Linked DNA regions of Homo sapiens: region 1 is linked to region 2. Evidence: read pairs that join two places in POLR2A ChIA-PET (ENCODE). Cell type or tissue: A673. All regions are shown on one strand. Links, peaks and the distances in the headings refer to the core of each region. The heading gives the core; the rest is flanking DNA.

Evidence for each region. Peaks named below come from ENCODE experiments on the same cell type or tissue, not always from the same donor. Only the 100,000 strongest peaks of a DNase experiment are listed, where the experiment ranks them.
Region 1: POLR2A ChIA-PET joins it to region 2 with 5 read pairs; 1 of 35 experiments calls an interaction of 5 or more read pairs at or near these places.

What each region holds. Positions count from the first base shown.
Region 1 is chr2:4,217,988-4,220,907 of GRCh38, forward strand. No RefSeq gene overlaps it. Among named protein-coding and RNA genes, the nearest start is that of LINC01304, 250 kb to the left of the region's middle. RefSeq lists an enhancer at 2,842-2,920. In A673, for the core only: no CTCF peak of the experiment used is centred there; DNase peaks (open chromatin) are centred at 1,334 and 1,784; H3K27ac peaks cover 2,237 bases.
Region 2 is chr2:5,667,305-5,670,224 of GRCh38, forward strand. All of the region lies in intron 2 of LINC01248 (long intergenic non-protein coding RNA 1248), which reads right to left. Among named protein-coding and RNA genes, the nearest start is that of LINC01248, 22 kb to the right of the region's middle. In A673, for the core only: no CTCF peak of the experiment used is centred there; a DNase peak (open chromatin) is centred at 1,717.

The DNA.
Region 1 (2,920 bases), core at 198-2,697, 1.4 Mb before region 2:
AGAATATTTGGGAAGCTGCTGAAATGAGGACAATTAGAAATGAGCATTTTTATTTTCTCTCTTTCTTAAATGGTGCATCAGATGCAGTATTCATTGCATTATTTTTCCCAAACTGGAACATCTTTTTTTTAATCCTTTTGGTTTATTCACTTGTCACAAAGAAAGTTTTTAGGAAATACCATAATTTTCCTAACAGCTAGTAATGATTACTCTAGAGTGCTGGAGACTATGAATGATATTGAATCTTGCAGAACTAGTAAGGAAAGGGTGGTTCATCTGGTTAACCAGCAACAATATGCATTCTCAAAGATCTGGTAGAGTTAAAAAGCCAAAGGAAATGATGGGAGGAGCTTTCTAAATATTTTATTATTTTTTTCTTGGAGTATCAGTAAGTATTAATACATCACATTTTTCATCATGTTTCCAAATAAAGCTTTTTTTTAAAAAAAGTCTGCATTTATATTAGCAAACGAGTTTCCGTAGTGAAAAAAAATTAGCTTCAGAGTTAGAATACGCAGAAACTCCTTAGTTCTGGACCTGCCTAAAGCATACAGCCTTAGGCAAAGCACTTAACAGTTTTGAACTTTAGTTTCCCATATGTGAAGGGAAATAATAATATACGCTCTCACATTTTTGTAAAGATCATACAATAGAGCATATGTTTGAATCTATTATAATATTTGAAACTTTAGGTAGATACTAAATTAATGCTATTTCTATTCCTTTCTATACACAACTTACTTGTCTCTGAGAAAGTACATTTTATTTGATATACAAGTGATTTTCAATTAAAATCATATATGATTTTTAAGAAATTATTTTTTGATGAAAAATTACTAGACTAGCTGGTAGGCAGGACTTAAATGATGAAAAATGTATACTGTAAATAATGGTTTAAATCTTTAAAGCTGAAGTGATCAGGGTCAAAAGTTATCCACAGAAAGAACGTATTGTGGTTTTACAAGTTATCAGGTACATTTATAAGGTACCTAATAAAATAATGCAATATTGATACGTTATTTGAAGAGAAAAGGTAAATATGGACATCCATCAATTAATCATGGCCTAGATTCTGGTGGCAAAATTTTAATTGCCTTTTTTTTCCCTCACACTGTCCCACTTAAAGGTTGATTATTAGTGTGTCTGACATTTGGAGCCTTTGTAGCTTTTCTGACTTTATCACTATAAAAGCCATTTCTGTTGTAACAGTTTATTTTGTCACCCCTCATCAAAATACAAAATACTTTTTCTTTTCACAGGAGGAGATTTTCCTTTTGTGGTCCCAAATGCTGTTCTTTTAATAGAATCAGTATTAACACTGTCAAGAGGCTTCAAGAGCCCAGCAGGATACATGAAAAGTGCCGCATGTGGTGGTCATTAAAAAGGAAAAAACACAAATCCAAGACTAAACCTGGAAAAGAAATAGTTTGTGAGCATAATTAAAAGCCATCTGAAACTAAATGAGACTTTAAAAAGAGTACCTGTGACAAAAAAAGTTTGAAAATTATTACATATAACTAAAGAACTAGGTAGCTTCGAAATTTATAACCCAGTTCTCATAATTAACTTAGAAATACAGAAATGAATCTTTTACAATTGGTATGACAAGGGAAATAAGTTGTTAACATGCAGAAAGGAGTCCCAATCTTACAGAAAAGGGATGGTTGATTACAGGAATAATTAACTGGAAGTAAGTTTCTGTTCTTTAATGGATCTGTTGTTTTCTTACATGATTTCCTGTATGATTTGGAGAATGAAATGAATTTCCTGATTTTAAGCCGAAACACTTTTGTGACAGCATTTTTGTGTGAAGCTTATGATCCACTCTTTAAATAAATTATTCTTGTTAAGTCACTGTTTGAATGTGCCAGTATGTGGTAAGCTCAGTAGTGTGAAGCTGATTCATACATGCTGCAAACATTGTTCTAGCACCTGGCTGCTTGCTGGTAAAAATTACTCTCTTCCTCTGAGGATTATAATAATCATCTTGGTTATAAGCATAACTAGTGAATATTCTCAATGTCTCTTCTTTTCAATTCTCCATAATCAATGATAATCACTGGATCCTGCCCAGCCTCATCATGGAAGGATAAAAAAATACTTAAAGGCAACAGCAGATAGAAAAGTTATCCGAATGAGTCCTTTCAGAGCTTCCATTAAGGGGCAACTGATTGAGCCTAAAATACTGTAATCATCTCCAATTGTGTTGTAAATTTGAAATTATTTTTTCCATGTATGACTTCAGGTTTACAGAATGCTAACTAAAGTTTATTTTATACTATTACTCAAATATCTGATTGATAGGACAAAAAGTCATCTAATGGTATCTCTGGATATTTAATTTATAACTTTTCTTAAGATTCGAGAATAAATATCACTTGTTCTCTTGCCAGCAACTGGAAAAGAGATTGCAACACTTCTTTCCAGTTTATTGAGCTTCTACTTGATAGCAGACACCTTGGTAGGCCCAGAATATAGAAACGTGAATGAGCCATGATGCTTACGGAATGAATTGATTAAAAAAATACTACAGCATGGTAGATGTCCCACAGGAGGGTGAGCAAGGCATTACGGGAATGCAAGAGACAAAGCACTGTGCATTTGTTGGAATTTGAAGGATGAATAGAAACTTCTCTGGCAGGTAGGTTGTAGTGAGGTGGAAAAGGTGTCTCAGACAGGGAAAAGAGCATGAATCGAATCAGCATTAGCGTATGTAATAATCACAGTGTATTTCACAAGACAGATGTCCAGCTCTAACTCAGTGAGGCGTTGTATAAGTAGTCATCTTGTGTTTACAGTGTGCAGAATATTATACTGAAATATATATATCCAAAAGAGACAGTCCATAGACTGAAGAGAAAGTTATATTCGAATGAGAAAGATAAGACAATTCATTCAATTATTAGAAGATATATCTGAT
Region 2 (2,920 bases), core at 199-2,698:
GCCATGCAGTCCAGTGTCGTGCTCCCAAAGATTAATTCTAAATGACAGTAATGGTGGTAGTGGTCATAATGATGATAATGGGGGTGATGAAGAATAAAGAAATTAGTTCCCATTCAGGTGAGACATGGTGGCTCATGCCTGTAATACCAGCACTTTGAGAAGCCAAGGAGGGAGATCACTTGAGGTCAGGAGTTCGAGACCAGCCTGGCCAAAATGGTGAAACCCTGTCTCCACTAAAAATACAAAAATTAGCCGGGCGTGGTGGTGTGTTCCTGTAGTCCTAGCTACTTGGGAGGCTGAGGCAAGGGAATCACTTAAAACCGGGAAGTGGAGGTTGCAGTGAGCTGAGATTATACCGTGGCACTCCAGCTTGGGTGGCAGAGTAAGAGTCCATTTGAAGAGAAAGAAGGAAAGAAAGAAAGAAAGAGAGAAAGAGAAAGAAAAGGAAGAAAGAAAGGAAGAAAGAAAGAAGGAAGGAAGGAAGGAAGGAAGGAAAGAAAGAAAGAAAGAAAGAAAGAAAGAAAGAAGGAAGGAAAGAAAGAGAAAGAAAGGAGGGAGAGAAGGAGGGAGGGAAAGAAGGAAGGAAGGAAAAGAAAGAGAGAAAGAAAGAAAGAAAGGAAAGAAAGAAAGGAAAAGAAAAGAAAAGAAAAGAAAAGAAAAGAAAAGAAAAGAAAGAAAGTTAGTTCCCATTCAGGTATATTTGTTTGCTTCCAAAATTCAAGAATTAACTAGAATAAGCATACTGAGGCCTGACACAGATGTAAGGCCATACACAGGCCTTACTTTCCACTTTGAAGGAAAGTACGTTATTTTCATTAAAGCCAGTTTGTCAGATAACCTCAGGTATGTGAAATTTAACTCCAGTTTACTCACCAAAAAAGAGACGTCAAGTAAATGCAATAGGAACAATATAAAATGACTGTGACCTCTTTCTGGAAGATCACATGTTAACGTGTAGACAATTTTATCCAACAACTTTGATATTCTTTAAACCTAAATGTTTCTTTATGAAGAGAGCCTTGACACAGACCTGGAGCTATCTGGGGAGCCCACAGAACCCTCAAGAGCTGACAACAGTCAACATAAGCTACGCAATGATGTTGTCATAAAACCCGTGGTAAATTTTGATAGCAATGATAAAAGATTATTCCAAATCTTCTACCCTTACGTAGTAATTAGTATTAAAGGGTTTCCTAGGTTGGTAGGTTTTTTCTGTGGTAGATTTAATTTACAGATGGTTTGCTAAAACGAAAAGCAGACATACATTGAAAATCTATAAATGCATTTGTATGTAATGAATTGAAGCTGCTCCTAATTAGTAAAGGAAGAAAAACGCAGAAGGCGGAAGGATTTCTTTGGCCTTGGACAAAAGCATCTGAATCCATTTTACTTCCTTTAATATGCATGTGCCATGCTTTCAGAGCTCTTTGCAAGGGTTGATATCAGAGCTGTGGATTGGAGGTTCTGCACCTCCCCGGGATTATACCTGTTTGTGTCCTTGACAGCTACTGGAAAATCATACAGTCCTGCAAATCCCATGAAAGAGGAATTTAAACACGTGTGCTATTAGGAGCAGCCGTTTTGTTAGAACACCACCAAGAAAATCTTTTTTTTTCTTCCTGTGTCCCCATTTACAAAGAGGCAAATGATTAAATTTGCTTCACCGAATTAAACTTATCCAGCTTCCTGCTGGGTGCCGGGGAGCGTTTCTGGAATACCACCTGCAGGGCAGCTGCTCTTTTCTACATGGCCTGAATATCACTAAATGGCATCAGACTCCTGACATGCTGTTGGAAATTGTGGCTTGCCACAGGGCTACTCTGGGTTGTGGGGAAACGGCAAAGGCATAACAGCCACTTTCTGGGCCGACACAAACACCCCCAGTGGTTTGGTAGAAAAGCCAGTGAGGAATCCAGTGAAAAACCTGCCATGAGGATGACTTTGAAAGGAAAGAAAGAGAGAGGGAGGGAGAGAAAGAGGGAGGAAAGAAGAGAGAGAGGTGAGAGAAGGAAGAAAGGAAGAAGGAAAGGAGGGAAAAGGGCGGGGAAAAGGGAGGAAGGGAGGGACGGAGGGAAGGATGAGAAATCGACCCATTCTTCTCTTGCTCTGAAGGTCACATGAAGTGGTAGTCCCTATTTATATGTGAATATACCTGATTTCATCTTTTTTTTTTTTTTTTTTTTTTTGAGACGGAGTGTCACTTTGTAGCCCAGGCTGGAGTGCAGTGGCATGATCTCGGCTCACTGCAACCTCCACCTCCTGGGTTCACACCATTCTCCTTCCTCAGCCTCCCGAGTAGTTGGGACTACAGGTGCCCGCCACCACGCCCAGATAATTTTTTTGTGTTTTTAGTAGAAACAGGGTTTCACCGTGTTAGCCAGGATGGTCTCGATCTCCTGACCTCGTGATCCACCCACCTCGGCCTCCCAAAGTGCTGGGATTACAGGCATGAGCCACTGCACCCAGCCTTGATTTCATCTTATGGTAATACTTCGAGATGCCATCAAAGTATCCAACGAGTGGAAAATGTGTTGTAAATATCCCATTTGTGTTTATCTTCATTCAATATTCAGCTCCCCTAGGAGTCCTGTGTGTATTTCAGCATCCCAGCCTCACTGGCGATCTATGCGTATGTTTCTATGGGAACAGAGGCCTTGGTTTTAAGTCCAACACAAATCTCTGGCATGATGGTGGGCCATGAGCTCCCTGCCCACAGGATGCTGTGATTTTAGTTTAGCATAATGCTGACCATACACACTTACAGCCGAGAGTATGGAAGAAGACCACACATCAGAATCTCACAGAATCTCATAACATGTTACAATTATCCATTTGCTATCTCATAATCTCAGTTAATGAAGATCCTTGTTAGTAAGACCTTCAATTTACCAGGGGGAGAAATGGCTGCACTTGAATTGCA